Linked DNA regions of Mus musculus: all the other regions are linked to region 1. The links are chromatin loops, found by intact Hi-C in ENCODE. Cell type or tissue: left cerebral cortex. All regions are shown on one strand. Region 1 has its middle 16 kb from the start of Gm34477. Region 2 overlaps Pbx1 (pre B cell leukemia homeobox 1). Region 3 has its middle 260 kb from the start of Lmx1a. Region 4 overlaps Gm39697 (a long non-coding RNA gene). Region 5 has its middle 41 kb from the start of Gm34535. Region 6 holds the start of Pbx1 (pre B cell leukemia homeobox 1). Region 7 has its middle 69 kb from the start of Gm34320.

What was found. Hi-C counts contacts between places; a loop is a spot of excess contacts. Peaks named below come from ENCODE experiments on the same cell type or tissue, not always from the same donor. Only the 100,000 strongest peaks of a DNase experiment are listed, where the experiment ranks them.
Region 2: a loop joins it to region 1, with 5 times the contacts of the local background. A loop is called at or near these places in 8 of 42 quality-filtered maps.
Region 3: it touches region 1 in a loop (11-fold over the local background); 14 of 42 quality-filtered maps call a loop at or near these places.
Region 4: it touches region 1 in a loop (5-fold over the local background); 3 of 42 quality-filtered maps call a loop at or near these places.
Region 5: it touches region 1 in a loop (6-fold over the local background); 2 of 42 quality-filtered maps call a loop at or near these places.
Region 6: a loop joins it to region 1, with 7 times the contacts of the local background. A loop is called at or near these places in 9 of 42 quality-filtered maps.
Region 7: it touches region 1 in a loop (9-fold over the local background); 2 of 42 quality-filtered maps call a loop at or near these places.

The regions. Positions count from the first base shown.
Region 1 is chr1:169,346,280-169,350,279 of GRCm38, reverse strand. No RefSeq gene overlaps it. Among named protein-coding and RNA genes, the nearest start is that of Gm34477, 16 kb to the left of the region's middle. In left cerebral cortex, a CTCF peak has its summit at 2,347 (motif pointing right); DNase peaks (open chromatin) are centred at 2,356 and 3,174; H3K27ac peaks cover 243 bases.
Region 2 is chr1:168,423,587-168,427,586 of GRCm38, reverse strand. The region is part of intron 2 of Pbx1 (pre B cell leukemia homeobox 1); the gene reads left to right. Among named protein-coding and RNA genes, the nearest start is that of Pbx1, 6.6 kb to the left of the region's middle. In left cerebral cortex, no CTCF peak of the experiment used is centred here; DNase peaks (open chromatin) are centred at 576, 1,087, 2,052, 3,953 and 1 more place; H3K4me3 peaks cover 3,279 bases; H3K27ac peaks cover 3,326 bases.
Region 3 is chr1:167,944,271-167,948,270 of GRCm38, reverse strand. No RefSeq gene overlaps it. Among named protein-coding and RNA genes, the nearest start is that of Lmx1a, 260 kb to the right of the region's middle. In left cerebral cortex, no CTCF peak of the experiment used is centred here; DNase peaks (open chromatin) are centred at 283, 854, 2,212 and 3,821; H3K27ac peaks cover 278 bases.
Region 4 is chr1:169,154,830-169,158,829 of GRCm38, reverse strand. The region is part of intron 2 of Gm39697 (a long non-coding RNA gene); the gene reads left to right. Among named protein-coding and RNA genes, the nearest start is that of Gm39697, 16 kb to the left of the region's middle. In left cerebral cortex, a CTCF peak has its summit at 1,797; a DNase peak (open chromatin) is centred at 2,558; H3K27ac peaks cover 211 bases.
Region 5 is chr1:169,420,175-169,424,174 of GRCm38, reverse strand. No RefSeq gene overlaps it. Among named protein-coding and RNA genes, the nearest start is that of Gm34535, 41 kb to the left of the region's middle. In left cerebral cortex, no CTCF peak of the experiment used is centred here; DNase peaks (open chromatin) are centred at 1,565 and 2,273; H3K27ac peaks cover 1,212 bases.
Region 6 is chr1:168,428,769-168,432,768 of GRCm38, reverse strand. It overlaps Pbx1 (pre B cell leukemia homeobox 1), which reads left to right and starts at 600. Exons shown (of 9, transcript NM_183355.3): 1 at 600-1,455. The coding sequence starts at 1,265. In left cerebral cortex, no CTCF peak of the experiment used is centred here; DNase peaks (open chromatin) are centred at 1,240, 1,718, 2,378, 3,176 and 2 more places; H3K4me3 peaks cover 3,736 bases; H3K27ac peaks cover 3,653 bases.
Region 7 is chr1:168,798,911-168,802,910 of GRCm38, reverse strand. No RefSeq gene overlaps it. Among named protein-coding and RNA genes, the nearest start is that of Gm34320, 69 kb to the right of the region's middle. In left cerebral cortex, no CTCF peak of the experiment used is centred here; DNase peaks (open chromatin) are centred at 1,084 and 1,630; H3K27ac peaks cover 454 bases.

The DNA.
Region 1 (4,000 bases):
TCTTTAATTCCCCCGCTCTTCATGGGAAACAGATTCTTTGAAATGCACACACACGGCTAGTCTTCTGCAGCAGTGCCTCTGGCATTTCAATGAGATCTTCCCCAGAAATAGGAAGTCTTCAAAAAAGAAGGTCTCTGATGGAATGTCCATCCACCTAGGAGGAAGGGCAGGGAGATGCTTGCGAGTGGGTTGCCTTTTGAAGCTGTCCACATGGTACCCTCAGAGATGGCTTCCATCCCAGCTTTCGAGTCCTGACCCACCGAAGATCATATCACAGCAGTTTTCCTGCCTCTGTAATGACCCTCCGGAATGGCTTCAATGTGCTCTCCATGTGTGGAAGCAATTATGTTCAAAAGATGTCCTAGTACAGGGTGGATTTGGAAAGCCAGAGGGGCTGAGAGGATGGAACCACCAATGCCATTTGTGCAGAGAAGAGCAGAGTTGAGCCACTGTGAAATGCACTTCCTGTGCTCCATTGGTGTCCTACCTGGTTCTTTGATCTGCCCTCTCTCTAAACAGTTTTAGACTCCCTAACTGGCTATGTTTGAAAGGTGAGCCTGCATCTTTCTTTTAATATATTTTTATTGGTGGATCTTACGGTACAAAAGCAGTGGGTTTCAAAGTTACATTTATGTGTGTTTTTTATTTATTTACTGATTGGGGGAAGGAGCATGGGGCATGACATGACAGAAGTCCAGACAACTTGCTGGAGTTGGTTCTTTCCTTCTACTGTTTGTGGTTCCTGATATCAGATTCATGTCTTCTGGCTTTTACCTGCTCAGCTATATCCCTAGCCTGTTTGTTTCTTTTTAAAGTTGCAACCTCTTTTCCCTAAACATTTATCATTTTTTAACAGGTACATAGCTAGGTTCTCAGGATGTCCACTATACTTTATATATATATATATATATATATATATATATATAACTTTACTCTGTGAACCACACTGGGAACTTCTGGAAGAGTAATATGTACCATACCCTTGATTGCTCTTCCATCTCTCCAGCTCTTAAAACAGTCTTTGGCTGAGCAACTTACTGACTGTGGGAAGAGAGACGACTAAATAGTTAGAACAACAAAACAGCAGCCAACACTTTCCACCTTTTACTGTGAACTGTTTCAAACACATTACCTTAGCTGTTCAATTAGTGTTTACCTCAGCATGCAGTAGGCACCACCTCTAATTTTCCAAAGTTTGAAAATGAGTGAGGAATTCTGAAATTCAGAATGATAATTAAACTTCATGGCTCACCTATCTACTAAATCGCCAACCTGGGCTTCAGCCTTGGCTATAGGCTAACTGAAACTTGTAGCATGTCTTCTATCCTCCGTACTGCTGGGTAAAGGCTGAGACTCTCAGTATTGATGGAACCTTCCTCTGGAAGGTTCTGGAAGGTTCCTCTGGAAGGTTCCAGGGGAGCTGATATCCAATTCTTGAGAAGTGGAGATCTCTCAGGCAAAGTAGAAAGGGCTATATTCTGCCAAATAAGAGTTTCCCATGAGAGGACATGCCAGAGTCAGCAGGTGTGTGAAGAGGATTTCTTGGGAAAACCACAGCAACTCTGGAGCCAGAGGTACAAAATGCTATGGTGCTGAGGAGGAAAGTGAGGTCAGTAGGAGCCCAACTGCTATAGAATCTTTTGTTCCAAGTTAGAGAATGTGGACTCTACCCTAAGACCTGTGAGGATCTTCTAATGGCTTCCTTGATTGACATGTAGTTTACTACAGTCTTGTGTATATACTTTCTGATGACTCTGTGTGAAAGGTGACCATTCCAAGGAAGCAGCTGCTTCTTTCCCATGGTTCTGCCTCCACATATCGTGTCTGAAACCTGCACACACTGGGTTTTGGTTATTAATGACATTCACTCATGCACAATGTATTCCATACTATCTCTGGCACACCTATTGTCTTTCATAAGTGAGCTAGGTACTAGGATGACAAAGAGGAAGTGACGTACATGGGTGTGATCACCAGAGCAGGATTTATTGGTAGAAACAGTACATATCTAATCCGAGTTAAAAGCAGCAGGGAAGATGCTGTGTAATGGGTGTATTTGACGGGAAGAGGATGTATGGTCCAAGAGGTAACAAGTGCTGATAGCTAAGAACAGGCGCTAAAGTCACCCTCCTCTGGGTTCAAATCCCAGCTTTGCCCTACATTTGCTATGTGACACCAGGCCAGTTACTGAGTTGCTCTGAGTCTCAGCATCATCATGTAATAACTGCACATCATAACATTAACCACCTCATAAGGTTGCTACGAAGATAAATTGAGTGAACATTTTGAAGTTACTAAGTCCAATATAAAAACAGGAGCCCTGAAGTGACAATGTTCCCCAGTAGATGTCACTGCTACATAGCAAGTTAGGTGAGATAATATCTGTGTTCAGGGCGACCACTTAACCACCCCTTCTGAAAATTGGTGCATAAATGGCTTTACTCTCAAAATACAAAACCCAAAAGAGGGTTTGCAGGCTGGGAGCTGTGCAACAGTGAGGACAGACCCAAATGTAGGGCAGAGACCCATCACTTCATCAGATTTTCATGAATGTTCCAAGCTTTCTCTATATTGGTTCTCTTGTAGAACACATTTTTCTCTAGGATTCTAAGAAAGCATGGATTGAATTCCATCAGCCATGCCAGAGAGCACAAATCTTTCATGAGGAGGTCTGTGGATAATGACTGGTTGAGCTTCCAAAGGTGCTAACATGGAGAGGTAGGAGAAGGTAGCAGGCACAGAACCTTGAGAGGTAGCAGCAGGTGACTTTGGAGAGGGGCGACTTTGTGACAGCTAAGGTTGACGTTATTGCTTTCTGTTCTATGAGCCAGGAAAGGTCAAAATGAATTTGTTCAGAGTTTCCTCATGTCCTGTAGAACTCAGCACAGCTGGGGATGAGATTTCTTTCTTGTTCTCTATTCTGACATGGCCAGACTTCAAGGTAAAGTTGATGGGCTAAAAGCAGAGAGGTCACCACACACTCCTTTCCTTAGACTTGCATAGAACATTTCCTGTGGGCTTGGTTTTTGTGTTGCATGAAAGGATACAGAGCTGAATAATTCATGCCTAGTTTCTTCCAGCTGTTTACAGTCCAGGCTTTAGTGGGAGAGACAGGCATGTCCTACTGTGGAGGCAATGGAACATTTTACACAGTATTTTAAAAATGCTAACAGAGTTTTGAAGAAGAAGTTGAGATAACATATGGTCTTTGTTTTGCAGGATGAGTAGGAGTCTGTACTTTTTAGAAAAGGGAAACACTCTGGGTAGAAATATCATCACATATGCATCTTAATGGAAGAACAAGGAGTGGTTGCTCTGAGCTGAAGGTCTGGATGCTTGGCTAAGAGATGAGATCTGCCTTGAGCTTCAACAAGGTATACAGTGGCACTGAGAAAGACTGGCGCTCTTATCCACAGAATCAGAAAGTGTTTCAGTCTTGCAATTACCTTTCCACATTGTGGAATCAATTCGTTCTATAACTTCTACTTCCTAGATTGGTATTTAATGCTAAGTTTGCTCTGCACAAGCTTGGTCTGAGAGGGTAGAGGAAAGTCCTGTTCTTTTTCTTATAATACTTAAAATAAATGTGTGGTGGTCTCCCCTATTAGTTCTCTGCTGATACCACAAGACCAACAGGATGTCCTAGGGCTCAACTCAGTTCTGACACTTAATACCTGAAGTTAGCATAGAACCAACTTGTAGAGGGCTCAGTTTGCATTTCCAAGGTCCCATGTTTTTGTTGCCTTTTCTACTGATTGGGACACTGCCCTCCCTGTTCCAGTGAATTGCAGTAATGGGACACAGAACTCTGGGGAACAGTATCTTTATGTCTACCAGTTCCTTATGAGTGATGTCATCAAAACTACAAATGAATAGGAGCATAAAGCAAGGTTAGAAAGGGCCTGGGGTAGGGTAGCTGTCCTGTCTTTGCTTGGGGTGTGCTACTCTATTGGAAGATTTCATTAACCCAGAACCTCAGATGTCTTGCTAGGGCTTTCAG
Region 2 (4,000 bases), 920 kb after region 1:
TAAAAATCCATTTCCTGAAGAAATAGATTTTTGTCTACAATGACTGACCCCCATCTCTCACCCCTGCTGTTGGGCAGGGGAGTAAGAGCTAAGCTGTTGTTTCCTTTCTTTTTTGGCCACTTTGTTCTTTGTATTTACACAGAGTCACCAACTTGAGGTTCTCAAAAGAGTGTCTTGGAATACCTTTGTGGAATGTCCAATTCAATATTAGGTGAACGGGCTTTTGAATGGCCTCTGGTTTTTCTAGCAGGGACCGACCCTCTTTAGATTTAGGGCACTATGTTATCCAGAGATCATTCCCTCTCTTGTTTTGCTACTTTCTGAGCCTCATATCATAGACTAACACACTTATAACACATCCCAGGAGGGCATTTAAATTTTAAAGCAACAATTAAAAAATCGCAGTCATCAATCAGAGGTGTTCTTAAACAACAGATGTGCGGAGAAAGGCCACTTAGCAACTGTCCTCTTGTTTCTTTATCTTGGTCCTTAATTTTCCAAAGTGGGTTAAATCGCTCCCTTGTAAGAAGAAAGGGTGGGGAAGGCGATCTAACGCCAGGGCATAAAGAGGGACTGGGGGGGTGCATGCAGACAGGGAGCGGCTGCTGGTCTCTGACTTTCTCGCCCACTTTAAAGCCGGGCAAAGTACCTGCCATCCCGTATATTTATTTATTTTTTACAACAAGGTGTATAACAGTCAATAATTCATATCTAAACCATATAAGCAAGGGCATGACATAAATGAAAGTGACAATAGATATGATTGCATGCTCGGTTGATATACATTGATAGTTACACATGGGAAGGGGGGAGGCTGCGGAAGGTGGCTTTCCTTACGTCTCTCCTTTTAAAGGTCTCTCTAAATGTCTCTCTGGATTTCTCTGTTAAGAAAAAAAAGAATCTTTTCAAGGGGTCACTGTTGATTGAATATGCAATTACTCAGGTCTTTCAAATGTCTGTGAAATTAGTAAATAGTTCCTTTGTTGGATGGTGCTTGTAGGGGATGGAACACGCAGACAAAGCACCTGAGACAGGCTTCCCAGACCTCTGAATCATCCAGGTGCCTGTGCCAGGACCTAACCTTATTGCAGAGCTGATAATTGCGTCGTTTTAGCCATGAGAGGCGCCTTTTGAGAGATGTATTGATTGTGCATACCGATATCAAAGGAGCTCTTCCTCAGTGTGCCTCTTAGGTTTTTCTTGTTATTTTGTCTTGTTATTTTCTTTCTTTCCTTCTTTCTATTAGCTCAGAGAAGGAAGCCGGGGGCTCGTGTGCCTATGTGTCTCCTTCTCTCCTAATTTTCCTTCTCGTTTGAAGTCTTCTGTGGTTATTCACTTTGAATGGCGGGTTTTGTTTCTCATCAAGTTGGAGTTTTGTTTTGTTTTCTAATCTCGGTTCATGAAATGTAGAGTCACAATAAGAAGGAATCGGAACTAAAGGGACAGAAGGAGAGTTTCTCTTTAAAGATACTGTATTCTGTATTTTTATTGGGAAGGGTACCACTGAGGTCACCGACTTGTACATCATGGCCCAAGTGTTCAATTCTCATCTCCTAATTAAAACCTGCTGAGGTAGTGTAGATCAAAGTGGGTGGCTGTGAAAAGAGGTCCGATTCAGGTGCGCAGTGAAGACTTCGCCCATGATTAATATTGGCTACGGTGCCGGGGGTGGGGTGGAAGTGGGGAGAAATTGTCGAATTGGCCAAAATGATGTTCTTATGGTTGGAAGATATTAATCTGTTTGTTGGTTGTTGTTGTTGTTTTTTTAAATTATTGTCAATATGAATATGGTTGGAGTCTTAAAAATAATATTATTTGAAGTTTTATGTGTTATTGATACAGGATGCCTTAAAGGATAGCTTATGAAGTAATGTAATTAGTGATGGTTCCTGTGTGAAGAGGGGTACAAAACAAGATTCTATGGAGAGGATTCCTGACTCGGGGGAGCAGGAACTCGCTTTTATTCTTCCAGTTGAGTGTTGGGAGGCTGGAGAGAGGGAACAGACGGAGGTGTCAGTGGTAGAGCAGACAGTACTGTGTTTAAAATCAGCTTTTATTACTAAGAACCGTGTGATTTCTGTGTTCAGGATCTGGGCTGCCTGTGTATCTTCATGCCTTTGATGCCCTGGGGTAATGAATGCAAAGTGTCTGGAAAGTTGCACAAGTCTTTCATTTCAGTGCCCGTTTCTGTCTGTCTGTCTGTCTGTCTGTCTGTCTGTTTCCCTCTCTTTTTCCAAAACTAGTAAAAAAAAAAAGGTGGTCTAAAAGACCAGGTCACATGCTTCTGTGCTGTCCTGGAACTTTTCTTATTGGGACTATCAAGGCCCACAGCACTGAACAAGTGGCCTTGCTGAGGCCATTCAGGGTAGAGCAGATCTGTGTACTCTGGCCAGGAGCTGGGGTGTGTGTGTGTGTGTGTGTGTGTGTGTGTGTGTGTGTGTGTGTGTGTGTGTGGTGTGTTGTGTTGGCTTGCTGCTGCTTTTGTTTCTTGGGTTTTATTGATTTAGTTGGAAGATTGAGGTAAATAGGAAAACTTACAGAGATGCCTGATCAACCTTTTTGGTATTTAAAAAACAAAAACAAAAAACACGTGCATGATACCTAAGGCAGGCTGCACGGACTGAATTATAGTTGATTGATGGGTATTTAAGTCAGAAATTACTTTGGGATTTTTGAAAAGTAGATGAACTTGAGTGTTTTGCTTTTGAGTGTGGGGAAGTGTTTATTTTGATACTTTATGCTTTTAAAATATAAACGCTAAGGTAAAAAATAAAATGCCAACAAAATATTCAGGTTACAGCTTGCGCTCAGCCTCATGCAGACCCTGTTGAGAGCCACGGCAACAAACTTTACAGATGTGCCTTCCAGCTGTATCGTCAGTCTGGGACCATAGCTGCTTTAAATACAGAATTTGGGTCATTTACAATCAAATTTCCTTTTAAAGAACTGTCACTTGTCCTTTTACATGTTAGCGATAGGCTGCATTTTGCCTGTGTCTACGTGGGCTGGAAAATGGGTTTCTTGGGACTGAAGAATAGGAGAAAAAAGTCAAACATGTTGATTTTCTGAAGGAGGAAAAAAGATCTGCAATATTTAATAAATACTTAAAATTTTTCTTTTTAAAAAATGTTTACACTTCTCTGTCCAAAAAAAAAAAAATCATAAGTTTAAAAGTCAGGAAAGGTGAAAAGAGAGCCTTATTTACTAAAGAGAGGAGTCCGAGACACCTGGGAGCAAGCTGCAATTGTGAGTGAATTTGAATTTTAGCACCTAATAGCTTTCTCTGGCACTCCTCAGCTAAGTTTATACCAAGTGTAATCTGCTCTTGAGTTCAATCAAATAATTGGAGGAGGGTTTAAAAACCGATCCCCCCCCTTTTTAATCCTCTTTTGTCTCTCTGTCTGTCTGTATCCAATTAACACCCCCATCGTGGTGCTGCCGATTGGCTTTTTACCCTTCCCCTTATTTCTCTTTTCACTCCCACCCTTCTCCATCCTGCATGCCACTACCACAGCAGTTATAGGATGGGACACTTCCTTCTCTCCCTGCCCCAGGAAGAGCTAGAGAGGTGTGTGTGTGTGTGTGTGTGTGTGTGTGTGTGTGTGTGTGTGTGAGAGAGAGAGAGAGAGAGAGAGAGAGAGAGAGAGAGGACTGACTGTGGAAGGAAGCTGTGTGTGACTTCAAAAGACACAAGTGACCTTGCTCCTTGAGCAGAACTGGACTGAAATAGCTGTAGACAGTCTGGAAAGGCCTCCGACCGGGTCCCTTTCCGAGCTGGGTGGGAGTATTGGAGATGCTAGCCTTCAAGGCCTGGCAACTGCAAAACCTTTTATTAATTTTTGTTTTTTTTGAAAAGACATCTAAGGAGTGGAGAATTTGGTCCTTTCAGGCTGCATGCCAGGGAGAATGGGCTAAGGAGAGGAAGGAGCAGCAACCATCCCTCCCTCACGAGATACTGGCTTTCCAAGTGAGGCACACGTGCTGTAGACCATCAGTGTGA
Region 3 (4,000 bases), 1.4 Mb after region 1:
AATTTGTTTGCGCACATCAGTTTGTGCACCCGGGAACAAGGGGAACTTGGGTTCAGAAAGGTCCATCCAATGCGTTCTACAGCAGTCAAGTCAGCCTGACTAGCTGATCAAGGGTTTAGCTTTGCTGCAGGCAATGCCACAGAATGTCAGGGAAGAAGTCCCCAGCATCTCAGGGCTAGGCGCTAGTGCTGGCAGCCCTGTGATGGCAGCAGCAATGCTCTCATGGGCCGCACAGGCTGCTTGTGAAGTGCAAATATTCCAGTGTTGACAGATGGGGCTGGGAAGGAGTGGTTTCTTTAGTAATTCTGCATTCCCATGGAATGTTCTGGCAACCGTGAAGAAGGGATTTGAATATGGCCCATGTTAGAACTTCACTCAGGTCAAATGATTTCCTAGACTCGGTTCTGTCTCATGTGCCCTTCAGGATGCAACTAAAACCTCTCCAGAAGAGAATGAACGTCGGGTACCATAGAAGCCATCAGTGGCTTCTGAACAGCCTTGGCACCCACGCCGTGCCTCCGTTTACACAGCTAATAGCCTTACATCCATTACAGGAAACAAGGGTCTCTTTCCGAAGCCTCTTTCCTGCTTTCCCTTTGTTAACCAATTCACCACAGTTGTGCCACTCAGAGTCCAGAAGCAAAGATAGAAATTGAATCAAGTTCCCATTTCTGCTGCCTACAAGTCCTGTGAGTTATTTAGCTTGTAAATGTATTCATTTGCAAAGTGACGATAATAGTATCTAATTTACGGGACTGTGATAAGGATTATGAGAGACAACGCAGATGAAATGCTTAGCTTAGCGAAGTGTTGCTGAGGAGAGCAGGTCCTTCCTCCACATGCTCTTATCCAACCTGCAGGAAAATACAGAGGCTTCAGGAGCAAGGCAAGGGTGCTCACTCTGCACAGCAGCTACTAAGTCTACTACTAGATACGTAAGAGGAATAGGAATAGCTGCAAATGTTCTTTAGAATGGGGCTTACAAGGTTTTCCCATAAAGGGCTGCATGGTAAATATTTTAGACTTGTACCTTTCTGGTCACTATGGCAACTAGTCGCCTTCCTCTCTGCAGCATGGACACAAGCACGAAACTATATACACAAGTAAGTATTACTATGGTCCCTTGAAACAATAGTTCTCAACCTGTGGGTCAGGACCCCCTCTGGAGACCAAATGATGCTTTCACAGGGGTGGTCTAAGACCATCTACATGCATATCAGATATTTACATTACGATCCACAACAGTAGCAAAATCACAGTTATGAAGTAGCAATGAAAATAATCTTCTGGTTGGGGGTCACCACAGCATGACTAACTGTATTTAAGGGGGTTGCAGCATTAGGAAGGTCGAGGACCACTGCAACATTGTGTACAATCCAGGTTGTCAGTTGTACTGGGCTTTGAAAACACCAGATCTAGGGTAGAAATACTTGTTTGAGAAAGGAAGGTCACAAGTTCAAGGTAACAAATACCAATTCACAACCCACACAGTGGAGTATTGGGTTGAGTTTATTCACAAAGAAAGGTTGGGACTTGAATCTTCAAAGGCCTTACTGATAAAAGACAAGTTCCAGACAGTAATAAAACATAATGCAATAGCTACGATCCACCATGCAGAGGAGAGAAGAGGAAAATTAAAATTGTTTTTTTTTTTTAAAAAAAAACACAATATGCACAGGAAAAAATGGTCGACATCACAGAGAATTTATTTGGTGAGCTATCGATTCTGGTTCTTTGGCAAGCATGTTTTAAAAGTCTTAGAGAAGTTTGAACTCACCATGAGAATTGGAAATGTTAGCAACATCAAAAACCAACACCTCTACACACACACATAAATATTCAACTGATCTTCAAAGGAAATATGACCTTAGAAATCGCAGTCGGGTAAATTCCAGCTGCACCTCTGCTCAGAAACCTGCTTCTTTGAAAAGGAAGACGATCATATTTGAACGTGGCCCCTTTTCAAACTCTGTCAGGTATAAAGGCGGGAAACGATGACACAAAAGCTTAATTGGGTCTTTAAAAGTTAATCAATCAGCTAACTTGTTTTCAAAATAGCTCAGTTTTTAACGAGCTCAACTTTTTCTCCCTTGTCTGACAATCTAGGAACTTCATATGCAAATCTGATCAAGTCTCCTCCCAGATCCTTCAGTGGCTTCTCTCTGCTTTGACGTTCTTAGGATAAGACTCAGCACACCATCTGGCTTGCGTGGTTTTTCTTGGGTCCTCACCAACTTCCCACTAGCACATCGCTGGATCCTTCATCCGCCAGTGTTCCACTCTCCTCCAGGTTGCCGGACTCACAGAGCCACCTCTTCCCCAAGCTAACCCCCCACTCCTCCCCATACACATATTCAGCTCACACACACACACACACACACACACACACACACACACACACACACCACAAACACATTCACACAGTCTTAGTCTACTTAACTTCCATATGCCCGGAGCCCCAGTCAACTGTCATCAGAGCTGTCTCCCGCCTCTGAGTTCTGATCATGGTTTGTCATCATACATTCATTAGGGTGATGGTTTAATTAATATCCGCCTCCCCCTCTGGGCTACAGGCCCCCCAAGGAGTAGGAAACACACAGCCTTCTAATGGCAGCAGGCTTAGCTCAGTGCCTGGAAGAGGCTTTAGAATAAAAAAGATATGATAGAGGGGTAATGGGAAAGCCATGGAACTAAAATACAACACCAGATGTGGTAGAAACAACGGATTGCTGAGGGATATTTGATATAGCGAGACACATTTTCAGAATACTCTTTTTCTTGTTTGTGTGAAGTTCTTAAAGGATGCTCTCGATTCAAATCAGAAACATTTTCCTGGGACAGACAGAAATGTTTTAGGTCTCGGGGACCATAGCACTTCTGTCAGATAGGGGCAGGCAGAAAATATGACAGGATTTGGAGACCAGAGTATTTTGGTCTTAGCTGCTTAATATCATTGTCATGGCATATTGTAGAAGCTAGATACAGTACAGAAATAAACCTGACCGTGTTCCAGTCAAACCAGGGTTTCTAATGTTCCTTACTGTTGATATCTGAGCCGAGTATTTTCTTTTCTTTGTTTTCCAAAGGATTTATTTATTTTATGTACATGAGTATACTGTCTCTGTCTTCAGACACACTGGAAGAAGACATCAGATCCCATGGTTGTGAGCTACCATGTGGTTGCTGGGAATTCAACTCAAGACATCTGGAAGAGCAGACAGTATGCTTTTAACCACTGAGCCACCTCTCCAGGTACCCCCTTTTAAAGATTTATTCATTTATTATTTATTCATTTTATGTATAAGTTCTCTATCTGCATGTATACCTACATGCCAAAAGAGAGCATCAGATCACATTTTAGATGGTTGTGAGCAACCATGTGTTTGCTGAGAATTGAACTCAGGACCTCTGGAAGAGCCTCAGTACTCTTGACCACTGAGCATTCCAACCTCTTCTCCTCTTCATATTTTCTTGTTTCAGGGCTGTTTTGCATATGGCTTCCGAAGCAGCACCCGCGGACTTGGCCCACTCAATGCCAATAGTGTCCTACCTATTTCATTATTGACAAATGTGTGTCAGAGTGCCCCCAGACATTGCCAAAAGCTCCTTGGAGATAAAGACATGGAAGCTACAACAAAGTGCAAAAACCTTACAAAAGCCAGTCAATTTCAAGCTGGTTTCAACCATGAGCTAGCTGGGTAGATCCTAGCCTGGGAGAAAAGAAAGAATGAGGGAGACACTTAGTGGTGTTCTATGTCTGTGGAAGCTGCTGATTACCTCTGGTCTCTAGCTTCTGTGGGTGGGGCTTCTTTGGCTACTTCCTATGTCTAAAGCAGGCAAACCTTTGGAATGGAACTGGTACAGTTCTTGGGGAACAGCAGGGGCTGATGGTTTTAGATTATGAAATGACCTTCCTTTAGCAAAGGAGGCTTGAGCCATGCATAATCAATCCCTGGCCTCCGCACATCCTTGTAATCCTGCAATTAACCTGCTCTAAGCA
Region 4 (4,000 bases), 190 kb after region 1:
TCTAGAGCCAACTTCCAAATTCTTGCCTTGGTATCCAATCTGCAGGCACTGCTATACAATTCTACATCTGTAGGAGAAGCTTATTTGGAAAATGGGTGCAAAACTCAGTCTTTATTCCAAATGTGGATCGGAGTATGTGATTAAGATTCAATGAGAGTGAATTGCTGTCTGTTCTTTCTGGAGTGCAAAGCTTTCCTAGTGGAGCAATCTACTGTGGTCTGTAGGAGTAGTTTCTGAAAAAAAAAAAAGAGTCACTAACACCATATAACTGGAGTCTGAAGGCAGAGTTCACTTTTACATTAGTGAATTCACACATGCAAGTCTGAATAGATTTTTTTTTTCTGGAAAGGAAACGTGTTGCTGGGTCTGTTATCCACCTTCGTTACCTGGATTCTTCAATACAAGCAACAAGTAGTTGATAAGGTAACTGGGACAGAAAAGGAATAGTTTGGCTTCATAATCACACAGCAGGAAGGAGAGGAGTATGACTAGGTCTCATGTGTTGCAAGAACAGGGTTTGCAATCCATTACTCAATCTCTCCCACCACCTCCTTGCCTTTGCTGCTACAGTGCTCTTTGATGGACTTCCTTCAAGAGTTGGACAGGGCCCCTTGTCAGATCCCAGGCTTGAATTTAAGTCTTTCTACTAGAGAGGGTCTGTTTATTCCTTGCCCCATATCTTTATCTGATAAGTTCCAGCTCCCTGGGTAGACTATAATATTTTATAATCATTAGTAGGAACGCTGATTTGAAGAAGGGAAAAATTTCTGCATGCAAAGGACTAGGGAAACTAGATAATTCTCATAAAAAGTCAACCGACTCGACACAGCAATAGATGCACATGTAGTGGCTGTTACTCGAGGTTTGCAAAGCTGTGCTAATCTCAAACCTCCCTTAAGGGCAAGGGCAATATCATTGTATAAGCTTTGATTGCATCCTTGCTTTAGGATAGGAAACTGTGCAATGAGAGTTAGTGTACCGCACATGCAGAGTCTTCATTCCCTTTCCTGTGTGCTCACAGCATCATGGGCATGCATCTGCTAAGCCACTTTGCACAGTACCATTGGGCTATTATTTATGTCCTTGTCTCGTCTCTAGACCATTTAGCCCCCCTCCCCCAAGGTTGGTGGCTGGTGTCATCCTCATGTTCCTGTGTCCAGCATCTGACACAGAGCTTGGCACATTAATATGGTGACATCTTGCTGCCCACCAGAAGAGAAAAATGTTATTAGCACTGGTCACAGGAGAAGCAAGATTTTCAAACACTGTCGAAGGAAAAAATATTTTCATTGAACTTCAGATAAAGAATTTTACTAAAGATGAAATTAAAGGCCAACACAGTGTTTTTCTTAGGTTTGTAAACGCAGCTTCTTTTGGAGGCCAGGCAGAGACAGACTCCAAATTCAAACTCCACCTCAGCATGGCCTGAGACTCTCCCCACCCCCACTGAAAAAAATTAACATGTAATAAGAGGGCAGGGCATATAACTTAGCAGATGGCATTGTCCTAGTCTCCATGAGACCCTGTGTTTAATCACTCCCCAGTACTATAAAAATAATAAAAAAAAAGTTACCCCTGAACTCCCAGCAGCCCTCTCAGTGGTCTTTACTGTTTACTGACTGGGACTGGAGAGCACTGGAGAGCACTGGGGAGCACGGGAGTTCAGTGGGTAAGAGCACTTTTTGTGCTTGTGGATGACTCTGGTTCCATTTCCAGTACTCTCATGGTGTGGCTCATGACTGTTTGTTAACTCCAGTTACGATGGATCAGACCCCCTCTTCTGGCCTCTACAGGTACTACATACACGAATCAGATAAAATACCCCTCCTACACACACAATAAAATGAATCTTTTCTTTCTTTAAAGAGAGAGATTTAATATTGATTAAGAAGATAGAACTATTTAAAATGGAGGGCGGCAGTGGTGGTCCATGTGTTTTGCATATGGATGCTACTACTATCCTTGATATATAAATAAGGTGACATCAACAAACTCCCATCTTCCCAGAGCTGATTTGGAACTCAGCGTTCTTTGTCCTTCCTCCATACCCTTTGTTTGAACAGCCCGAAGTTGTGAATCCACTGACGAGTGTCTATGGTGCATCTCGTGATGGAAATATTTCCAAAGCAGGTTGAAAAGCAGATCAGACTCCAATTTTCTTAGCCTCATCAATACCTCATACCCAGTACAGCTAATGATCAAGCAGAGGCTGACGTATGCCTTTGCACTGTCCCAGGATCTCACTGTTCCATGCACACCTTCATTGAAATAACTGGGAGAATGGTGACAGCATCTCTTTTATGGAATCTGCAGTATTTCTGGTTTATTATAAAAGGCCACTGACTTGTCCCCCTTCCAGTCCCAAAGGTTCAGGATCTAAGGAGTGAATCTGACTTGATCAATGGTTCAGCTTGCACCACTCTGAGGAGCCTGTCATATGTAAGAGCAACACTCAGATGAAAAATCTTAGCCATATGAAGATTCCTAGTTTTAGTCCCAAAATAACTCCTGGTGTTGTTGGCTTTTCTCCCTCATCTCGTTACCATCTGGGGTTTGTGTGTGTGTCTGTGTGTGCACACTCATGGGCAATAATACCTCCTCCCCGCAATCTGGCAGGCACAGACACCCGCCTTCTACCTCTCCTGTATTCCTGTACTCATACAACCAGGGATGCGGAAAGGATTTCAGATGAACTGAAAACGCCCGAGGTCTGCCTTACTGCTAAAGATTTCTACATGTTCTTCATGCCTGCCTTAAAAAATAGAGCCAGCGGTGAAGGTGGGATTAAATTTGGTCTTTAGGCAGAGGCTGGAAAGACTGGGAGCAACAGGAATTCATTTGTGAAGGACTGGGCTGAATGTGCATTCCTGGGGCTGAAGCTGATGTGTGCACGTGCTTAATGGCTTGGGGGCTGCAAACAGTTTGGTAGAAACTTGACAACTAACTCAAACCACAGCCTGTTTTCTTTTGACTTCAGGAAACTTCCTTGCTTTACGTTTCTTTGGTTTAGAAATGACCTGGGCGTTGAACTAATTAAAAAAATAATTTAATACGTAGGAATAAATCCTATGCTAGTTGAGACCTTGTCAGCCAATTTCAACCTGGAGAGCAACCTTAGAACAGAACAGTAAATCTTTTCTAATAGGGGCTTCCAGATCCACTATATCATAGGATACTTTTGCATCCGTGTCAGGGAGCACAATTCACCTCACCAACTGCCCTCACAAACTTCCTGAAACTAGACGGGCTTAATAAGGAAGAAAACTGGTTGGGGAGAGAGAGCTAGATTGAGGAATTGACAATGGGGAGGGGGGACGCTCTGGGGAGTAGTGGGGAGGGGGCAGGGATCCAAGAGAAGTGAACAGAGGAAGTGGAGAAGGAAAGTAAAAGCCACTCGCCCTTCTCTCCTCCTCTTGGGAAACTGACAGACTTGAACGGGAAGCAGCATCCTAGTATTTATTTCAGAAAACAGGTCAAAAAAGGGATAACACAGGGGAAGAAAAACCAAGTCAAACTGTTGCTGATAGCCCTGGGGCAAATTGTATTTGATGTTAATTCTGTTCCTCTGTGAGGGGCTGCAAACAAGGAATGGCACTCAGGTGATTTCCTGTAATCCTTCCTCCCACCTTAATTTATAAAGAAAGGCTAGAGCCAGTGATTGGGCAGAGAAAGAGGGGAAGGTAGAGCTGAGGGGTGAGGGAGAGAGAGAGAAAGAGGATGACAGAGGAGGAGGAAGAAGGAAAGTGGAGCAGAAGCACCTCCCTGGAGAAACTTCAAGTTCTAAGGGGTCTCTTACATGGGGAAGATGGTAGTGTAGTGGTAGATCTGCCCAATCTAGGCGCACAGCATGTATTCATATTAATTGAGTTGTGTTTTCATTGCCCAGGTTTATTTGGGTTAGAGATTTACTGCAATACCAAACCAATCATTCAACCAACCAACCAACCAACCAACCAACTAACTAACCAACCAACCAAAAAAATACCAAAACAACCCCTAC
Region 5 (4,000 bases), 74 kb before region 1:
GAAATATATTTGAATTTGGCCTCCCCCAACCTAGTCTTCCTAATGTAGAGTTCCATCTAGGGCACTCTGTTTCATTTAGTCTTTCTGTCTCTTTTTCTTCTCTGGTCTGTGTTTATCTATCTAATTCCTTATGGTTTGGAGCAGGTCTGGCGTGTTTGAGTAATGTTTTCTTCGTAGTCATACATGGGGTATAGATTCTGAAAAGAAGACAGGAAGCCCAGAATCTCTTTCTAATGACATCACACACACAAGCCTTAATTATTTGGTTATGGTATGATTTAATCAGGATTCTGAAATTTAAGGTTAGAGTGGCTGCCCTTTCTGTACTCAAAAGTCTAGAAATCCATCACAAGGACAGACCATACTTGGACGTGACTGTAAGAGTCCTTGTAAGAGTTTGTACAGTAATTTCGTCTTCTCAGTCCCTGAAATTTCTTTTTCATTTATTTCTTCTTGATTCAATGTGCATTTTTTCCTTCTTCCTTGAATTTCTTCCATCTTTTACGGAAATGAAGACTAAATATATTGTTTTGTTCTCTTCCTTTAAATAATATTAAGCTTTGTTCTGGAAGACAACCATATCAAAGCTGATAGGATCCTCTGAAGTGGCCTTAGGCCACAATAAAGTGAGTGAAGTTGAAGTCACAGCAGTGTCTGAGGCCAAGCCCTGGTCACTGGGACGTGAAACTGAGGACCTTCCCTTCCCCCTTCCAGAATCTATAGCTTTAAAATCGTGTGCATTTAGGTTGGGCATTGATCTTCAAAAATTGCCTCTAGGGAAGGGACTGAGGAGGTATGGCGGTTTGAATGAGAAAGCCTCCCATAGGTTCATATATTTGAAGACTTGGTCCTCAGGTGGTAGAACTGTTTGGGAGGGACTACTAGGTGTGACCTTGTTGGAGGAGGTGTCAGTGGGAGCGGGATTTGTGCAGTTCCCAGTGTTCCTTCTCTGTCTTTTGGTTGTGGTTCATGATGTGAACTTACTGTTGTCCCTTTACTCTGCCATCATGGTCTCTCTGAACTCTCTGAAACCATAAGCTGAATTATAAGTTACCTTGGTCATGACGACTTATCACAGTGATAGAAAAGCAACCAAGATAATAGGTAAAGGTAGATCATAGTTGTCAGACTTGTGAGGAACAGTTTCCTGATCTCCAGCCACTTGCTCGGATATTAGTAAGCAAGTCAGCTACCCAGGTGGGCATTCATCCCTACTATGTGTAACAATTATCCTGCAGGTGGCCTAGGACTGGGTGCATGAGAAGGAGAGGAAACAGTTCCTCCTTTTGTAAAACTCGTGGCAAAGGGGTATGGTAGAAAATGAGTACAGAGGAATAGGTGGTGCATGATCATAGCAAGGGGAAGATAATATGCACAAATGAGCTAGGTATTGCTGGGGGAATCTCAGGTCCTATTGCCAGAGCTGGGAGAACAAGAGTCCATCACCCCCACTAACTCACTGGGCAATTTCTGCCTCATTTCGTTAGACAGAGGAGATTGTTACCAGAAAGCCAGGAAGGATATACCATCTGGGACTGTGTGAGCTTCCAGACAGATGGCTGACTCTTCCAGTTCTGTTTTATTTCTGGCTGTGGATCACACACCCCACAGCTAGCCTGTAAAAATAGGATGTGATGGGACACGGGATGTTGTCAGAGTGGGGTTTCTTTCTTTCTTCTCCCCTTTCTCTTTTTTTGAAACCTCTGGTAAAAATAAAACTTAGCAATCTTCTTGCTTTTATTGTTGTTGCCGTTAAGTCCTCAGTTGGAAATGTAAAGGAATGATGGGGCCATAGAACTGGATATGATGTACAGGCCCTGATCGAAAGCTACGTTAAACTTTAGGCTGGAGAGGGGGAGAAGGAGGGAGGGGAGGAAGGAGGAGAGGAGGGAGGGACAGAGTGAAAGACAGAGAGAGGGATGGACACACACACAGATAGAGAAAGAGAGAGAGAGAAGAGAGAAGAAAGAGAAGAGAGAGGAGAAAGAGAGAGAGAGAGAGAGAGAGAGAGAGAAAGAGAGAGAGAGAGAAAGAGAGAGAGAGAGAGAGAGAGAAAGAGAGAGAGAGAGAGAGAGAGAGAGAGAGAGAGAGAGAGAGAGAGAGAGAGAGAGAGAGAGAGAGAGAGAGGCTGTAAAACAAGCATCCTGGCCAGATTGGAGCTCTTCCCTGCCTTCTCTTCCACATTAGTCTTGCTTTCTCCCTACTCCTTAGCTGTTCCTGTCCCATGATGAACTCTCTCCTGGCCAGACAGGGATATACTGTGCCATGAGCAGAGCCTTTGCAGTCTGTCTGCTTCCTGCCTTTGCCAGACCCTGGGTTTTAATGTCTGGGACTTGAAGGTTTGGCTGGGAGGAGGTTCATATAAATGAGGATCCTTAGCTGCCAAGAGTTGTGAGAGTTAGGGCAATCACTCAACCTCCCTGCACAGTATAAGCCATTGGCTCGTTCAGTAAGCATTTATTGATGAAGTACTGCATTGGAGAGATGAAAAGAAGTAAAAGATGATTCCCTAAAGCCAATCGAGTCTACCAGAAAAGGTCTTGACACCAAATCCCGACTTACGAGCTATGTGATTTGTGACAAATGACTGAATAAATCTGTTCCTTAATTCTTTATCTACAAAAATATTTAATATTGCTGTTTCCCAAGCCTCAACTTCCATCTGTAACTCCTCTGTTAGTCCCAAACTTTGGAGTGCACACCAGTAGCCTGGCAGATGGGTCAAAATGCACATTTTCAGGCTCCTATGTAGTGTGCCAAAGAAGGGGCCCAGGAACCTGAATTTTTAACAATCCTGAAGAAAGAGGTCTCCAGTGGGTTGGATATTGATAAACCCTACATGAACACTTTTGCCTTTTGTACTTAGGTTTAGTCAATAATTTTAATTGTTTTTATGAACTCATATAACATTTCACTGAAGCCTGTAAATGCTACTGTGGACATATTAGCATTACAACAAGAGGAAGAAAGGAGTCAAGCCTGTAGTACTACCCACAAACCCATCTGTTCAACAACTGTATATTTTTTATAGTTTTTAATTAAAATATAATTATGTTGCTTTCTCCCTTTCCTCCCTCCAAGACCTCACAAAGCCCCTCCTTCTAACTCCTTTCATGTATGTAAACATCTATGTTTGGCCAGTGAACAAAACAATTAGTATGGAGATCCAGTGGATTTGAAATGCCAATAAAAAAAGTCCCATTAAAAGAGTGGCTAAATAATATAGGATAATAAAAACAGTAAGAGACAAGTCAGTAAAAGAAGCCAGTAAATGAAAGGGAAAGGTGTGAAGACCAGGGAAGCTGGGGTATGACTAGAATGCACTGTTAGTAGAGGTTTAAATACTCATTACTCTTATTGACGAGGTCATTTGGATTGCCTTAACAATGTGTAGCATTACTTCTCCATCCATAAATTGTGAATAAGAAATCCAAGCATATCTTATTCTGAGACTAACACACCACATAGCTTCATTATACAGTAAGCAAATATATCTTTCTACGTTTTATCTTTGATCAGGCCATAAAATGTTTGAGGGCATACTCATCTTTGTGGCCATACATGCTACTCTTCTCCTTACAGTGACAATACACCTGGACAAAGCAATTTAAGAAAGGAAAAACTTATTTTGGCTCACAGTTTAAGGGTGCAGTCTGAGTCTGTCACGGTAGGGAACTCACAGCAGTGGAGGCCTGAGGCCTCTGACTACATTGCATCTGCATTCAGGAAGCAGAAAGAGATGACCACTGATGGTCAATTCCTCTTCTGCATCTCGTGCGGTCTGAGGTCTTAGCCCACGGAGTGATGTGCCCCACCCCAACTAACCCAATCTGAAAACTCATCACAGACATACCTAGAGGGTTATTCAGTGTTTCTAGATTCTCCTGGGATGACAATATCCACTGTCCTAGCATCCTAAGCTTTTACCTGGGAGGTGTTTACTCAGTAAATGTCAGTAACTGATTTCCAAAGCCAGAAGAAGGAACATAAATGAAGGATG
Region 6 (4,000 bases), 920 kb after region 1:
TCAACAGTTTCCCTGAGGTCTAAGGATTTCAGAGAATCAAGTTTACTACCGCAGCGTCACCGCGTAGACGAACGAGGGGTGGGGCGGAGGGATCCACACCGTCTGTGTGCTTTCGTGTTAATTTTACAGTCTTGCGTTTAAGTGGAGCCACGTTTCCCTCAAGGACGGAGCCTAAGAGAAGCAGACAAGAGCTGAAGCTAAGGTCTCTCTGCGCCTTTAAGAACTGGAGACTGGGTCATAGCTCCGCCTCCTTCCCGGCCCACCTCTGAACTCTGATTGACAAGACTCCCGGGCTAGGAGGAGCTGAAGGAGGCCGAGGAGGAGACGCTGGGTGGAAAGTAGGGGGAGGAGGAGCCCACTTTCAGGACTAGCCAATCATAGAAGGGGGCGGGGCTCAAGAGCCCTCCTCCCTCCTCTGACCCCCGCCTCCTGGCCTCTCCGCTCCCTCCCCCCTTCCCTCGGCCCCCTCCCCTCTCCTCCTTCTCCTCCTCCTCCTCCTTCTCCTCCTCCTCCTCCTTCTCCTCCTCCACCTCCTCCTCCTCCTTCTCCTCCTCCTCCTCCTCCTCCTCTCAGGCTGTGGTTTTTCTGTATATGTTTCTGGAGTCCTGAGCCTGGGCTAAACAAAAGCAGGAGGCTGACGGGGCTGCTGGAGTTTGCAGAGACACGGAGGAGGAAAGAGCTTGGGCTTTGCCTGCCGCCACGGCTGGGGGTGATCTGGCTTCTGCTACAGCCCACCCCCTTTGAGATCACTCTGGCCCGGAGTGGGGGTGGGGGGCAGCGGGGGGTGGGGGGGAAAGTTTGCATTGCAATCCCCCTGCCTTCCTCTCCTTTCTCCCGATCAATGCATATTTGCAAAAGGATTAAGCCACAGATTTAAGCGCCGGGAGCCCATTTCTGCCTTGCAAAGGAGATCGGACTGAAAAACCCAAAGGCGGCTCTGATTTCTTTTCGCCAAGTGGGAAGGTGGTTTATTTTTCTTGCTTTTTTGGAGTCAACACCCTTCCCCACCAGCCCTTATCCCCACCCTCACCCCGCAACCCCTTCACGCCCCCCTCCCCCTCCCCATCCTCCCACCATCCTCTAAAGAGGCAAAGAGATTTTTTTTTTCCCCTTTTGGTCTTCTTCTTCTTTTTTTAAAACCCTGGTCCCTGTTTATCCTGAAAAGGATTTGAAGACAGCTTGAAGGATAAAAAGCCTCGGTGCTTCCCAGGCGCCGATCCGAGGAGCCGAAGAGGAAGAGCCGGGGCTGCCGGAGCCTTCAGAGATGGACGAGCAGCCGAGGCTGATGCATTCCCACGCTGGGGTCGGGATGGCCGGACACCCCGGCCTGTCCCAGCACTTGCAGGATGGGGCCGGAGGGACCGAGGGGGAGGGCGGGAGGAAGCAGGACATCGGGGACATTTTACAGCAAATTATGACCATCACAGACCAGAGTTTGGATGAAGCGCAGGCCAGGTGAGATGGAGGCTTTTCTTTGCCTTTCTTGTTTTTTTTTTTTTCCCTCCCTCTCGCAGGGGGAAACAATGGGAACCGAATCACCACAGCGCTTTCTTCTAAAATGTTGTTTCTTTTCTCATTTTGACAAACAACTCTATGGCGGAGGAGTAAAATTTAAAGAAGCGTTGTTATCGAAAGTGTGATCGCCCGTGCTGAGATATGGCTGTGTGTAGATAGATGTTGTGCGAGTGTGTCTGTTAGAGGTATTTGTATGAATGCACAAAAACACGCAGCCACGCCGAAAATACTGCCAACTAATCCGAAAGCGGCCCTCGGCACTTTTTTACAGCTTTAAAAAAGTGTATGAAGGAGGCAGAATTGTCAAGTTCCGAGCCGCATTCCATGCCTTCGGTAGTTGAGGGACTTCGGAACATGACAAAATAAAAAAAAATGTCCCAAGAACACTTTATTTGCAGATCCCGCTGACTCCTAAGCTAATTCAGCAAGTTTGATTTTTTTTTCTTCTTCACTTACCCTTCCGTAATAATAATAATAATAATAATAATAATTATTTGGTCTTTTTTTCCTCACTCCCCACTCAAAATAAACAAACAAACAAACACAAAAAGCAAGGTAGCTCTGTGTTAGTAGATGTCAGATACTAAGAAAATACCTTGCCATCACTCCATTCTGTTTTTAGAAAAAGGAAATGGGAAGAAAGGAAAGACAATTTTGCTTTTGAGGGCTGTTTGTTAGTTTTAAGAGACTCCGATTTTTAGTTTAACTTTATTGTCTCTTATTTGACTTGCTGTTCTCACAGGACAGAGGCGCCTATGTGTGGTCCTTTATAAAGGGGTGGGAACAAATACCAACCATATTTTCTACCCCATGCCTCTTCCAGGATCACTAAGAGTACTCCTAAATTGAAATGGAAACTGGTGGCTTCATTTGTATTTCAGTAGGGCAGGGTATGAAGAAACATAATTATGAAACTGGGACTTCCTTAACTGAACCACCACCAGGTATACATAGTTCTCCACTTTAGGATTTTTTACAGCAAGTCCTCTTTCAAAATGAAAACACAGGTTAAGTGGCAAAGCCACTAACAGCTTGCCCAAGGCCCAACTCAGTTAGGAAGGATTTAAAAAAAAAAAATCTAATGGCCACATATGTCCACACAATTGCTCAGCTCTGTTAAATCTCTGAGTACTTTTTTATTTTGCTTTGGAATTCTTTTAAACATATTACAGAGTGACTAAACCTTATGTGACTTAGTTATATGGTTAACAAGTAATGTGGATTTTATGTAAGAGAAACACAGCCTTGAGAAAGTAAGAGGAAGCAGCTAAGAGCACGCATGCTATGAATTACATTCATTTTAGCTGCGAACACATGGAACATGTAAACTGAAATGCTAAGGCTTAGGATGCCTGAAAAACTCGAGACTGTTAAGGACCCCCCCCCAACTATTTTCATGCTTTTAATGGGGGGGGGGAGATTTTTTGAAAAATTAATTGGTCCTCTTTTCCAATGTTATTATCTGAAGAAAAGCTAATGGGTATGACAAACGAGAGGCTCCCCACTGGCAACTCTCTCTTGAATTGGAACAGATTCCTCCATAACATTGTTCCAGAAAAATACACTCAGACACCACTGATCAACTGGCTTGATCACAAGTTCTTGAAGTGGAAGAGGCCAGTGAACGTGGGTCCTCACTACTTTTCTGCTCTCTCTTTTTTGTGAAACTGACGACAAACTCTTCTCAGCGGGTATCCCCTTTAATGGCCTAGATGCTGAGAAAGATCAGATGCAGTTTGGGGATGGGGAAAAATCCAGTTGTCTCTCTCTAACCCCATTTGTGTAGCGTGGGGAGGCAAAGCTTCTAGATGAGCTGCCAATTCTTTGCATTTGGGCCTGTGTGTGAAAAAAAAAAAAAAAAAAAAAGACTAGTGGGAAGTATTTTTAAAGACCCAGAAAAGATCTTAAATACATTGAACATTCTGTTTTTTAACCCCTTCTGAGAACTAGGTTGCTAACCCCCCACCTTTTTTTTTTCTTGAAAAAATGTAACTACTTAGACTATTAAGCTCTTTTTCTTTCTTACTAGTTCTACATTTGAAGTGCATATTTGTTAATTCAGAAAGTAAGCCATAACTATTTTAGATGCTGTGTGTATGTACGGTTTGAATTTCGAGTTTACTATTCCCCTGTTACAATTGTACAGAGCATGTTTGTGATGCGATCCCTGCCTCTCTGGAGGATGTGGGGTTTTGTTTTTGTTTTTTTTTGTTTTTTTGTTTTTTTTTGTTTTGTTTTGTTTTGTTTTTTCTTTTGGTTTGTTTTGTTTTTTAACTTTAAAACTGATTGAAAAAGAATTGAATGTGTTTTGAGTGCCCGGGGGTTTCTGCTTATCTTTACACATACATTTAGTTAGTAAACAGAATTCCCTTAGCTAGTAGCTGATAACATCAGTATTTTGTTTCCAAAACAATATCATTCTGCTAAGTGAGTCTATAGTAAACTAGAAGGAAGGGCATTGTTCTGTCCCTCAAGTGCATTCCCA
Region 7 (4,000 bases), 550 kb after region 1:
GTAATGTCTAGCTGTGAATCTCTGTATCTGTTCCCATCTGCTGCAAGAGGAAGCTTCTCTGATGATGGCTGAGCAAGGCAACTGATCTATGAGTATAGCAGAATGTCATTAGGGGTCATTATATTGCTACAAATTTTTAGAACAACAGTATGTTGAAAAGGAGGCAATTAGTCACCCTGGTTTTTCCTAGATCCCTGTGCTATCTAGTCTCAGGTTCTTGGTCACCCAAGCAGTCTCACATATAGGTTCCATCTTGTGAAAGAGCTTTAAGTCAAATTGGTAGGTTACTCCCATAAACTATGTTTCTCTTTTCTTGTCAATTCAATTTCAAGACAAAGTGTCATCTTACTATTGGCTGTAGTTTTGCTGTACTAATAATATGCCTAATAAATATTCTATAATTAATTGATTGCATAGGATATCTACTGCTGTGGAAATCAATATACAAAGAAAATAGTTTTAATAACTGTGGAAGAGACTAGAAAAATAGTTCCTCAATATCATTTAGAATCATGAAATCACCATCAGGAAAAGCATCTGTTTTGGAAAAGAAGATAGGAATGTGGGAGTGTGGCAAGGAAGTAAAACAAACTCTGGTGAAGGAAGGTGCTTATACATCCGCTGATACAATATTAAAGAAATATCTGGATATAGCTGGGAACAAGAGGGAACAAAGATAATGGGTAATGGGAGAAGGAGGAGGAGAAGGAATACCAGGGAGAAGAGAAAGCGGAGGAGGAGGAGGAGGAGGAGGAGGAGGAGGAGGAGGAGGAGGAGGAGGAGGAGGAGGAGGAGGAGGAGGAGGAAGGGGATTTTTTTTAAAAGCCAAGACTCAGAAAAGCCAACACGGATACGGAAGGCCAGTATTTTATGTTTATATAGTGAAAGCAAAAATGAGAAATGTCCAGCCTCAACCAAAAGAAGTAGATATTTTACAGAAAACAATAGATCAAAATGCAGAGAGCGAGTGATCACCAGATCCCCAGCCCCAGTTGACTCATCTGTAGCACAACTCTTGCATGTGAGACTCAGGGAACATCACAGAAGAGATGACATAAAGATTGTAATAAGCAGAGGATGAGAAAGTCTGCTGTGAGACTGTGTCTCCTAGAAATGACACTTCACACATGATACTTCAACAATGCTACATAAACAAGACCTGAAGAAGGAAATCACCAATAGTGCGCTAGCATCAAATGGGGACGCTCATACTGGACACAAGAGTTACCAGTAACTAAGATATGCTGAGAGTGGGACAATTAGTCATCCCTGAGACCCTGTATGGACAAGCAATATTAAGAGGACTTCACAGATCATACTTATATATTTATGCACATGTAATAGCCTCATTTTAAAGGAAAAGAATGTACTGGTCATGCTGTCTAGGAGAAGATGATTTCTTCTACTTCTTCCCAATCCTAAGACTTCAGTGGGTAGCTTGAACAATTATGATGGGAATATTTATGAAAACTAACAGATGCCATGCAAAGGAATTTCTCTCTCTCTCTCCTGCCTACAAACTTCCCCCCAGGAGGATGTGAGAAATCTCCCAGCCCAGCAATACAAGCCAGTGTATTGTAGAGAAAGTTATTACTTGTGATTTCTTAAAAATAACAACTGAAACTTGGGGGTGTTAGCAGCAGACAGGGAACCCACGTGAGATGCTAATAGACTGGCCCAGCCAGGATCTGCCCACTCATGTTCTTCTACTGACTCTCTGTGTTCACAGATTCAGAAGGAACACTGTTCCATGTTCTGAGCAACCTTGTTTATCAGCTTCCACTAGAATTAACTGGTATAGCCCTGTGCTATCCAGACCTGTGGCAAGTTGTAGGCCAATTACTGAACCTATCTTTCCCTACTGGGATGGCTAACCTTGTCAAATTGAAGGAATTTAGAATGATGATTCACAATGAACTAACTTCTGAGCATGTCTGTAAGGGGTTTCTAGATTCGGCTGAGGAGTGAAGATTCTTTCTAAATGTGAGTGGCACCAATTTATGGTTTGACATCCTGGACTGCATAAAAAGAAAAAGTGCGCTGAGCACAGAGCAATCATGTCTCTCAGCTTCCTGACTACAGATACGATGTGACCAGCTGCCTCCAGCTATTGCTGCCATGATTCCCCTACAATGATAGACTGTATTCTTGATCTAAAATAAACTCTTTTTTCCTAGCAACACATAAAGTAACTAATATACCAGCACAACACCAGTCTCTGACTTCTCAGGTTTCAAGGTAATAACAGAGACTGACAACCCCATTGCAAAGGAATTGCCTCTTTTAGAAACTTATGCTGGTCTATGAAATAACATCCCTTCATTCAAATGAAATCAATGTGGCTATGGCTCATTAAACAAAATCCCATATAAGAAAAGGTAAATTTGGTAACAAGTATTTATTATAATAAAGAATTCACTGTAGGATAGCATTAAATAACTAGCTTCCTGAGTGCACTTACATAAAGTCTTTTTAAGAGCACTGCCATTATAGAAAGTGAGCTAATATTTAAGCTGAACATACAATGACTCTTTAGGGGAAAGAGTGCTTAACTACTGAGAGTAATTGTGGACTTGCTTTAAATTTAGGAAGTCTCCAGTTTCTATGGGGCCACTGTAATAATTCCTCCAACCTGGGCTATGGCTAGCTCATCAGAAAGAACACAACTGGAAGAGAAGTAATGTCTTTTAGGGATATAGGGACTGTGAATACCTAAGAGTCAGATTCTATTATTTTGCCAACATGGAATAATTAGGTTATTATTTATGCATCAATTGAAATGATCACTGGATACATTTGTAACCACTCTGCAAAGTGCTAGGAAATATTGAAATTGGAATTCTATCAATATATAGTCATTAAGAATGTGAAGGTTGGCTAACTATGGCAATGTAAATCCTGTTGAGCTTTTAATTGAGCAAGTTCATTCTGCTGCTTGTGAATATTGTTCTTTGAAATTTAGCCAAGTATTACAAAAACAAGTGTAATTTTTTCCTTCCATGTGAAAGAGTGTCTGTAGCAGGAAGAGACAGCAGATCAAATGAAGGAGGGGGAAAGATACAAAGTTTAAAGGAGACTTGCTTTATTTCCAGTTAGCAGTGTTATGAAATTTTTCAAGCTTAAACTCACCCAAAATAAGCTCAGATGTATTAATAATCTGTTTTTAAATGTGTAAATAATTTGCAAGAGCTTAAATTGTCTGAAATCATAGACCGTAACAATAGAATAAGTCATAATATCTGAGCTTTAAAACTATTTCTAAAGTCTGCTATCTGGGCAGATAATGTTAATGTCCCAAACTATTAATATATTCATTTCACAAATTAAGAAACAATATAAATTCATAAAACTAAGTAAAAACAGAGACTAATTATTCAGCCTGGAGTTACACATGATTTGTATACAGTTGTTTTCCAGCCTTATAAAATATAATATTATCTTTTATAATATTCCTTTTCTGTTTACAAAATGAATTATCTTTGCTGGAGAAAGTGCAGAAATATACAGGGAAAATAAAACCCATCTATTATTCATTATTTTCTTGATATTTGGCACAAAATGGGCCAGAGCCAAAAGTCATATTTTCCTTTTGTTAATTAAAATCATATGTTTAGAATTTTGTGATCATTTATAAGAGGGTAAGAAGGCTTCACAAAAGACTTCAAGGTTTCCATTGCATGATAATTTACCCTAAATTACATGACCATTCATTTTGTTATGAATTTAAGTACTTTCCAATGGTTCGTCACATTAAGTAATGCTGCTGTGCCTGCGATGGCTCATACATCTTTAGCCTCACTTAAAATTATTTTCTTAAGAGAAATTCCTAACAACTGAATCACAGGATTAAAGCACCTGAGAGTTTTTTTGTGAGGTTTTTATGGACCAAATTGCTTTCCAAAATAATTGTACCAATTTACACACCCACCTGCTGAGCCAAAGACTGATTCCAGTTATAATAAAGTCTTTACATTGATGAAAATGTATTCCTGCTTGTTAT